Regions from separate parts of the Homo sapiens genome. Here region 2 is linked to region 1. Evidence: read pairs that join two places in POLR2A ChIA-PET (ENCODE). Cell type or tissue: MCF 10A. All regions are shown on one strand. Links, peaks and the distances in the headings refer to the core of each region. The heading gives the core; the rest is flanking DNA.

Region 1 (5,387 bases), core at 168-5,167:
GCCTCAGCTGCAGACCACGAGGAATTTTTTTTTTTTTTTTCGTTTGTTGAGCTGTGTACATCCCTGGATATGGCGCCTTGCAGTTGAACCCTAGTTGAAAGATAGTTTTGAAGGTAAAGGAATTCTTTTGGGAGAGCACTGTTTTACACAACCCTGCTGGGCAACATCTAGTAGTCAGTTCCTAGCTCTGCCCCAGGTTAATGCTCAAGCATCTTCCTGCCAATAAAACTATTGGTCTCTTTTGGGGGAAAGAATTAGACTCCCCAGTGAGGACGAAATAGGGCTGTGATTTTTAAAATGTCTCATTTCATCTTTTAAACCTGAAATAGAAAAATTGAAAAACAGCATGAAAAAGCATAGATAGTACTCATTTCTGAAACTGTGAATGTCTCAGAACCATCTGTTAATAGACCAAGGGTGAAAATGAACTATAAATTCAAACAAAAGTTCCAAAAGAAAGATACAAAACTTAGATTTTTGAAAAATAGCAAATCATATTGAATAAATAGTAAAGGCTGAACAATCTGAAGTCATCTGATCTCCTCAAGAACATTGACGAATCCTGCGCAATTGAGCTGTGCTCAGGGCACACCACTTTAAAATTGGTATTAGTCGAGAATCCGGCTCCGCTATGGTCCTTGCTAGATTAGGGGAGGTTGCTAATACCATACGAAAATCTATATTTTCATAATTATTTTGTTAGGGTGACGAAGGCAAGAAAGGGAGCAAAGGAAATCAAGGACAGAGGGGACTTCCAGGGCCCGAAGGACCAAAGGTATGTTTCTTGTATTCTGACTTACGCTTTGAGGAGTTTGTATTGTGTCTGGTTTTAATATAGTATTAAATTTCCACTGAAAATTGGATTCCTTGTTTCCTTCCCAACAAGTACAAAACAAATACCCCAAAATAAGAAACCTATAGAAAACATACTATTCCCAGACCACAATAGAATGGAATAGATTGCATAAAATATGTAATACTCATAGAAATACTTATGTTCCTAATTTGTCTGTCAGTCCTCTCTAGTAACAACCAAATATTCAGAAGTTGGGATAAAATTGGGACCATAGGAGCTATCAGTTCTTCATAATCTTGCTTTGCTAAACAACCCAAAAGCCTGAGAGTGAGAGGCAGCACAGTGATGATGAAGGCTCTTCTTTGGAAGGCTGATTGCATCCTCCTGTGCCATGAACCTCTTGGAGCAAGTCGCTTCAATTATAGAAAGAAGATAACGATATGCTCTATTTCACAGAGTTGTTGTGAAGACTAAAAGAGTTAATAAAGCACTTAGCACATTTCCTGGTATATAGTAAGTGTTGAATACATCGAATTATTCAGAGAAAAAAATCAATATGGTGAAATGGGAAGTAGGGGATCTATGTCCTGGTAAATTGTTGATAACACAGTGCTGAGGAAGAAGCGAAGGGGATTGTGAGGTGAGCAATTAAGTATGTGTCCTGACTTAGCCTCAGAGACCCACCATTAAGGTCATTTGAATGTGTCAGGAAACAGAAACTGCAAACGTAAGAGAGTTCATGTCTCTAGAAAGATACTAATTGTGAGAAAGAGACAAGGAGTATATTTTAGGACCAGATGATTAAAAAGCACATTTTTAAAAAATGGTGCTGACAACATCAGATACAAAACATCACCTGTACACCAGTGACTCTTAAACTTCAGTGTCCATTCAGTGTCCATCGGTATCACCTGGGGATGATTACAAATCCAGATTTCTTGTTACCATCCTCAGCTCTCTGGATTCAGTGGTGAGTGAGCCCAGGAATCTGTGCTTCTCAAGTAAATGCCCTGTGCTGCAGGGAGTTCAGGAAGCACATTATGAGAAGTGCCACTATGTAACAGATGTGTTGTATTAGTATTAATAACAGATTAGTCTTTATGTCCTAGTTACTCTATTTCAAAGTGAACATTTTTCTGTGTTTTGAAATAAAGCTGTTTTTAAAGATGAAGGTGAAGAATTGCCATATGTTAAAGCATAATCACCCCTTAATACAGGGTATTTGAGACCTGTATTTTAATACTCTCCATGATACTTTTCATGGTATAAAAGTAATTGACCTCTTTTTTTGAAAAAAGAAGTAAAATTAAATCTAGAGACATAATTTTGATTTTCCTTTGGTTTTAGTGAAGAATTTTAACAGGTTCATGTTCTGTTCCTTTGTCAAAGGCTTGGATGGGGTTTTTTTGTGTTTCCCGATTCTTGTCATGTCCTGTGCCATTGCCTTCCAGGTTTGGATTTAAGGACTGGCACATACATGCCTTGGCAAGAACTGGGTCTCAGTGGGCCAGTGTGCTCAGCTTGTTGGTTGTATTGGCTAATCAATACAGCGGGAGGCTTCAGCTCTGAAGATGAACACGGCCCTGGGCAGGAGTCATCACTGGTGAATCTGACTGATGGAGTCCCTGCTGGAGGAAGCAGGATGACTGAAAAGGAAGCTCATGCAATTGAATTTTCAGAGGACATGAGTCAGACGGAGGCAGGAGTAGTCAGCAGTCTGAAAACCTAGAGGGTCATGTTTAGACATAGCATAGATACAGCTCATTCTCCACGACTCATCTCCACAGTGTTTTTTGTTTGTTTGTTTTGGTAAAGGTCCAGATAGTAAATATTTTAGGTCCTGTGGCCCAAGAGGCAAAATGGAAGATATTTAGTTATTTGTATAATGACCACTTGAAAATGTGAAAGCCGTTCATAGCTCAAGGCTGTACAAAACAAGGGGGTGGGCTGGATTTGGCCCACCTACCGTAGAGAAGTAGTTTCCAAACTGTTTTGATTATAAACCCCTCCAGTAAAATTTTGATCACATGCCACAGATTTTTAATTTTTTAATTGTAATTTCTGTTTATAAGCTATCATACTAATATGTTATGAATTTATATAAATGAAATTTTAATTGATGAGATAAAAATATAGAGACAAGTTGTAATATTTTCTTTATATCCCAGTGGGTCATTTGGAACACCTTGCGGTGTGCGGTGACAATTGCTCTGGAATAGTGTTTTTCACCAGGGGTGCTTCATAAAATTTCGTAATCCTGGGCCCCAACCTCTAGAGCTATTGAATCAGAATCTCTGGAGTTTGAACCCAGAACTGTGCATTACCAAACTTTCCTGATAATTCCTCTGCTTCTAAAATCTGAGAATCACTTGTCTAGATCCAGATGGAACAGGAGAATTACCTGTTGCTCCAGATTGAGTCTTTGAGACTCTAAATATTAGACATCTCCCCCACTAAATGTTTAAAATTTTCTATTAAAAATGTCATTTTTTTAAAATCATAGGGGTTCTTTTTTTTGAGACAGCGTTTTGCTCTGTTGGTCAGGCTGGAGTGCAGTGATGCGATCTCAGCTCACTGCAACCTCTGCGTCCAGGGTTTGAGTGATTCTCCTGCCTCAGCCTCTTGAGTAGCTGGGATTACAGGCACATGCCACCATGTCTGGCTAATTTTGGCTATTTTTTTTTTTTTGTATTTTTAGTAGCGATGGGGTTTTGCCATGTTGGCCAGGCTGGCCTCAAAACTCCTGACCTCAAGTGATCCGCCAGCCTCGGCCTCCCAAAGGCTGGGATTACAGGTGTGAGCCACCACACCCAGCCCATAGGGGTTCTACTTCTTAAAAAGGATGTGAGATAACATGGAATGGAAGACTATTTTACCTTTGGTCATTAAAATAAAACAACAAAGAAAAAAGAGTTATAACCTAGAAGTACACCCTAAAACATTTGCTGAAGATAATTGCTATATTGAAAAAAAAATTCTCTTTGAGCTTCCCAACATACAACACAAAAAGGAAGCACCATGAATTGCATAATTTTTATTAGCTAATAAGAGGCTGCACAAGAGATAAAATGTTCCTAACATTCAGTGATTAATTGAACATAGTTATTTAAAAGCACTGAAATCTTACTAGTCAATAACTAGCAGTGGTTACAAAAGATGCTCAAATTATTTTCACATTGGTCTTTGAAACAGATAGAGGTCATAACATAATTTAAAAATCTGCAGACATTTCTGTACTTTTCTTAATATTGTCTCTATATGTGCTTTCTCTGCTTGAAATGTAGTGAGCATTTTGCTCTTTTTAAGGGTGAACCGGGCATTATGGGCCCTTTTGGAATGCCTGGAACATCAATTCCTGGACCACCTGGGCCAAAGGTATATATTCTTGGAGATTATTTTCTTTTTCTTGACCCTTTGGCAGTTGGAGAAAAAAAAATCATGATACCAGTGAACTAGAATTTTAGTTTTGGAAGAGCCTTAGAAATGATTCCGTTTAACTCTGAAACTTCACAGATAAGCAAACTACAGCCAGCAGCAGAGTTAAGACTAGAAACCAGATTTTGTGCTCTTGGTCCCAAGCTTGTCACTTTACCCTTCATTACGTCTTCCAAATCCTAAACCCTAATGCAGGTAAGAATTTAGAACATTTATTCAGAAGAATCTACCAGGATTTATAATTGAAGAGTTTAGCAGAAGAGATATCCACTCAGGTTGGTTGACTGGTTTATTTTTTGAGACAGTCTCACTCTTTCCCCTAGGCTGGAGTGCAGTGCTGCGATCTTGTCTCACTGCAACCTCCACTTCTTGGGGTCAAGTGATTCTCTTGCCTCAGCCACCCAAATAGCTGGGATTACAGATGTGCCACCATGCCTGGCTAATTTTTGTGCTTTTAGTAGAGACGGGGTTTTGCCATGTTGGCCGGGCTCATCTTGAACTCCTGGATTCAAGTGACCCGCCTGCCTTGGCCTCCCAAGGTGTTGGAATTATAGGTGTGAGCCACTGTGCCTGGCCTTCACTCAATTTTAAGAGCATTCTCAGCCATTCTTAAAGTCGAAATATTTGAGTCTGAATTGCCACATATTATTTCAATGGACTTTCTCCCAACAGCAGTAATAGTCTTTACTGACAGGTGTTATTTACTTAGGATTTGAAAGTCCCCTCAAATATGTTTGAAGAATATACTATCTCAAGGTCTGAGATGGACAGATTAAGCTCTTTACAGAGTGGCCAATGGTTTTTTTTGCTATGTGTGCTTGTGATTTCTCGCACAACTGTAGCCTGTGAAATGTTATTTGAAATGTACAGGGAGATAGAGGAGGACCTGGGATACCTGGATTTAAGGGAGAACCTGGACTTTCTATTCGAGGACCAAAGGTATGCTTTATTCATGTTCTTTTTGTTTTTCTGTATCTGAAATAAATGAAGGTAGATTTAATGCATAAGTTGATTTTTCTACTTGTGAGGTTTCTACATTGATTAACTAAAATGTAAGAATATAGCTATTCCCTTTTTTTAAAAAAACAAGCAATCACATAGTTTATTTTTCATACTTGTGGGGAAAAGTAGCTCTTATGGTTAAATTTTTGCTGAT
Region 2 (5,387 bases), core at 322-5,321, 260 kb after region 1:
TGGTTACTTTGAAAAATATACTTTATATGTGGGACTCAAAACTGACCAGATTCTCCCATTTGAAACATACTTGAAACACACATAAACCTCAGTATTGTTGTTTCTCTTGTGTCTAGTGTTTAATAATGCATGTCAAAACTCGTTGGAGTAGGTCGGTAGACATTACTAGTTGTCTAAACCAAAATCCTTTCTTCTTTACTAGTAGAACTCTGATTTCTTCAGGGTGACAATGTGGCCAGTTAAAAATATTCATGCCCCTAGACTTTCATAAGTCATGGCTGGCCATGTGACCATCAATTAAATAAAAGTGAATTTCTGTAGAGGAGACTCAAGGAAAGCTTTATGGAAGAAATATCGCTTTAGCCATTTGATATGCACCCATCCCTTTTTTTTTTTTTTTTTTGAACCTGAAACAGGGACATGATACTGGAGGTAGAACAGCCATATTTCACCCATAATAACAAAAGCCACACAGACACTATTAATAGTGTAGGACACCAGAGGTGCCTAGGTCCATGGTTGCTTTGGAGGGCCAACTTACCAGGTCTGGACTATCCACTTCTGGATTTGTTGTTAGGTGAGGAAGATTATATCCCTTCTATATAAGATTTTGTTATTGTCTGTTGTAAGTATCAAATGCAATTCTTAGTTGACATAATAAGATAGGCCAAGTCATCATTTATTTAGCACTATATATAGAATTTTTTAATAGACAGAATGAGGTGAAAATGGTGACAGAAAATGCAAACAAGCTAGCAACAACATTAAAACATTGTCTTCTTTAATAGACTTAGTTTCCCTTTAAATACCTACATTTTACAAATATATTAACACCAGTTTATAATAATTAAGTTAAATTTCGTGTATTAAATTTTATTAACTCATATGGTAGTATTAAAATATGTTCACAAATTATTTGATACTTCTTCCTTCAAAGGGTCAAACTTCATTCCCCTCACCTTGAGTTTGGACTGTATTAAATGACTTGTTCTCATGAATAGAATGTAGTGGAAATGATGTAATGTGACTTCTGAGGGGAGACTATAAAACATGCCAGACTTTTTATTCTTTCTCTAGGATTACTTGTTGGGGCCAGGTAGCTGTTATGTCAGAGTCATAAGGTCACTCAGGCAACTTATAAGGAGGCTCACATGGTGAGTAATTAAGGCTTCTAGCCAACAACCGGTGAGGTATTGAGGCCTTCTGACAAGAGCCATGTGAGTGAGCTTGGAAGCAGATCCTCCAACCCTTCAGGCCTTCAAATGATTGCATGCATCATGGTCAACATCTTGACTGTAACCTAGAAAGAGACCCTGAGACAGAACCATTCAGCTAAGGTGCTCCTGAATTCCTAGGCCACAGAAACAGTGAGATACTAAATGTTTAAATGATTGTTGTTTTAAGCCACTAAGTTTTGGGATAGTTTGTTATACAACAATAGGTAACTCATACAGCTGGATATAATAGAGCCTAGCACAATGCCTGGCACACATGCAGGTGTTCAATTATTTGTTGTTTGAATGAATAAATAATTGAATGAAGTATATCTTTTTCACTTTAGTAGGTAGCATACAATGTTAGGATTATCTTTGCTCCCTGACACCTGTATTATCTAAGGGTTTTTTGATCTCTTATAGAGAGATGTAGTGTGAATCTTACTGAGAGCTAAACTTTGCCAGTTGTGGAAGTAACATGGTGAATAGAACAACGGAATCCTTGAAACTTGAATTCTGCCCCCAGTTGTTTTTCCTCAATCAATTTTTTTTAATTTTTTAAAAATTAATGAGTTAACACAAAATTAAACCATGTCTTGAAACCAGACAGCCATCTTGTCTGCCATCTCCAAGCAAATTACAGATTGACTCATAATACAAATTTGCCCAGAGGGCTTGCAATACTATTTCACAAAGTTGGCTGTATTATTTCTCTTCACAAATGACCAGTCTGATGCATAGCATGTTTAGCTACAGATGCCTCTGATGACTCTCTCTGCAACATTTTCATGGCTCGCCAACAGGTCTGTCTACATTTCTCAGGTCTACCAAGGGGGCGGTTCAATTCTGCTTTGATGTAATCTATCCAAAGATCAGAATCTACAGATCTAAATTCTCTCAAAGCCCTCTGTTGCAGAATTCCTGCATTCTTGCTCCTTTTCAAACTGGATCATTTCCTAAAAAAGTCAACTAAAAATGGATGGCTCTCCTGTAAACTTTTAAACACAGCTCCAGCCTTTTTGTAGCCACCACTTTGGTAAGCCCAATCCAGGTACTTATCTTTCAGTGCCCCCAGTTTTATCACTGATTAGCTGGATGACCTGTAGTAAGTCACCTAACCCTTCTGAATCTCAATTTCCCTATCCACTAACTGGGGAAAATTATCCCAATGTACCCCAAAAGGCAGTCAATGAGATTATATGTAAATATGCTTTACATATAAAGCATTAGCATTCTTTTAATTAAATTAGGCTGATGAGGTCTACCTGATGTTTAAGCAATTAAGCATTAAGTATTTTACATGAATACCATGGAGACCTTTCAGGAAGTGACAACTTATTTACTGATTTTACTGTGTACTGTATAAAATAGTAGCATCATTCATAGCAAGCAGTTTGGATTTAAGAGTATGGCAGAATGGTAGCTTATATGTCAGGTCTCATTTTATGAGCCTGTTGAAAATTTATTACTCTTTTAAAAGAATGCATAATTATCACTGGCTCCTTTTTCTTTTTCATGAATTAATTTGTAACTGTGGCTGAGTATATCTGCTCCTCTTTGTTGTGACAGAGGTACTTAAACAAACTTAATAACAAACATATATATAACCGGTTATTTGAGTTTATGAGTTCATCCTAGAGCAAAATTGCACCCAATAGCAAGAAAATAAATGGCAGAAAACATGTCTTTCTCTTTCAGAGGGCAGAACTTAGGGCACACAGGGGAAGGCTTTATATACTGGAACATCAAAGGTAGAGATGAGGCAATTATTAACAATGCACATTTTTGTGGCATGACTAACCTGAGAGGTAAATATGTTAGAATGAGTAAGACAGAGCCTTAGTGTGAGACTCAAGTCCTGATTATGTAGTGGATGAATGGCCTTAAATACAAGGTCCCTAATTTAATTGTATGGTTTTTTCTTGCTTTCAGCTATTCAGCTGTGAGCCCAAATCAGTTGAAACTACTGGCCTAATTAGATATCAGACTGTTTGTTGTTGTGGATGATCCCTGAGTAAGAAAAAGAAGAACTCTAGGGGGAAGAAAGGGACAGAGCTTCTTGCACCTCATTTCCTATGTTAAATTAGGGAGTAAGTGAAAAATGGACACCAGGAAACAAAGATCAGGGAAATCCTTCTGGCAACATTGTGCTTTTAGACAGAGCTTCTCGTCTCCTATTGAAAATACCTGACAATGCCACCCTGTATAACCTAAGAGAACATTTTCTAAACAGTTTTTATTCCTTGTAGCTACATCTTTACAAAATTTACCAAGATTTTGAGACAATTGGAATGGCTGGTGTTGTTTTCTGAATTGACTGACAGAGGAATAGGGTTAAGATGGAGAATAGAGCAGAGGAAGAAATAAAGAAAAAAAGTCTAGGAAATACATTTAACCTCGAGGGAAGAGGACTCAGTGTGACTCACAGCATATTAGCTTGAAAGCAGAGACTGTCACGTGTGCACTGAGGAACTTGTGTCATCTAGAAAAATATTCTCAGCTTACGAGGCTAGAATCCCTGGGGTTACTCTTTGTTCCTCTAGTTCCCTGGAATAAGAATCAGGAGTGTTCCTTAATTGTTTTCTCAATTGATGAGAAACAGAAGCAGAAACATTTGTTGTAAGTGAAATAGTTGAAGTTTCTTTAGTTTGAAATCCCAAAGGAGTAAATTATTTATAAATGTATATGTTGCATCTGTTATTGAAAAGAACTAATTGACTTACAAATTGTGTAGCTGCATAATGTGGCATTTTTTTTTTCTTATTTCAAGTTGTATTTCTAAATCTAAAGGTGGACCTATAGTAGATACCTTTTCTTGTTTCTATTCATCCTCCATAGAGAAGCATCTCCTTCCTCGACCTTTTTCCACAAATTCCCATTTTGCTGAAATGGCTCACAGAACTTGGGCAAATACTTTACCTATGTTTACTCACTTATTATAATGGATACAGATGAATAGCCAGATAGAAGAGATGTATAATGTAAGGTATGGAAGAAATGGCATGTAGCTTCCATGCTGTCTCCAGGCATACAAACCTCTGGGAACCTCTATGTGTTTGGAAAGCCCCCCAACCCTATCCTTTTGGGGTTTTACAGAGGTAATAAAGGTAAAATGAGGGGATAAAGGTAGGGCCTTTTATCCAATAGACCTGGTGCCCTTCCAAGAAGAGGAAGAGTTCTCTCTCCCCATTATGTAAGGACACAGAGAGAAGCCTATCATCTATAAACCAGAAAAAAAAAAGCCCTCAGCAGAAACCAAGTCAGCCAGAATGTGGATCTTGGACTTGCTAGCCTCCAAAAGTGTGAAAAATAAATTTATGTTGTTTAAGCTATTCAGTTTGTGGTATTTTGTTACAGTAGCCCAAGCAGACTAATACAAGGGGCTACCTGAAGGATTGATGCAAGATCCTCTCCTCTGTTTTGCTAACTCAGAACCTAGGGCAGAAAAAGCTGGAAAACACAGCAAACTGAAGTAATAACCCTAGACACCTGGAGGCAGAGATTACAGTTGAAACATGCAATAGACTGCCTAAGGCAAAATCTGGAGAGAGTTTCTTTGGGAAATTAAAATATTCAAAAGCAACCATATATACGTGGGAATTTAGAAAGCCATGCACATGCCCAGGGCAAAACACTTGCTTAGAAAACACCTGAGAAAACCCTAAGCTTTCATTTTGGGCTGATCCCTTAGCACAGTGCAAGGCTAACTAAGAATTGAAGTAGAGCCCTGGCTTAGAGCCACTTTGCAAAGACTGTGAGAGCTTCTGGCATTCGAGGAAATCTGCCAAAACACTAGCTGAACACAGGCTAAGGGACAGAGTCTTCCATGACCATATTGACAAGGAATACAGTCTTTGAAATAATAGTTTGAGACAGGCATCAAATAAACTGACTGCTACAGCCTTCAAGAACCAGAAAACAGCAAACCCCCCTAGGAAAGTGAAGAAAATCTAATTTCTAGTTACCACATCATAGGAGCCAAATGTCCACTTTTCAAGCTCACACACAAAAATCACAAAGCATACAAAGAAACAAGAAAGTATGGCTCATTCAAAGGAACAAAATAAATGGATAGAAACTGTCCCTGAGGAAGTCCAGACATTGGAATTACTAAACAAAAACTTTAAAACAATTGTCTTAAATATGCTCAAAATGCTAAACATGGAAATGAAA

The links. ChIA-PET counts read pairs that join two places held together with the same protein. Peaks named below come from ENCODE experiments on the same cell type or tissue, not always from the same donor. Only the 100,000 strongest peaks of a DNase experiment are listed, where the experiment ranks them.
Region 2: POLR2A ChIA-PET joins it to region 1 with 5 read pairs; 7 of 35 experiments call an interaction of 5 or more read pairs at or near these places.

What each region holds. Positions count from the first base shown.
Region 1 is chr7:7,436,178-7,441,564 of GRCh38, reverse strand. It overlaps COL28A1 (collagen type XXVIII alpha 1 chain), which reads left to right. Exons shown (of 35, transcript NM_001037763.3): 21 at 704-775; 22 at 4,103-4,171; 23 at 5,102-5,170. Among named protein-coding and RNA genes, the nearest start is that of COL28A1, 97 kb to the left of the region's middle. RefSeq lists an enhancer at 1,714-2,913. In MCF 10A, for the core only: no CTCF peak of the experiment used is centred there; a DNase peak (open chromatin) is centred at 2,494.
Region 2 is chr7:7,174,876-7,180,262 of GRCh38, reverse strand. It overlaps a transcript of C1GALT1 not described here. Among named protein-coding and RNA genes, the nearest start is that of C1GALT1, 5.0 kb to the left of the region's middle. In MCF 10A, for the core only: no CTCF peak of the experiment used is centred there; DNase peaks (open chromatin) are centred at 1,162, 1,932, 3,002 and 3,672.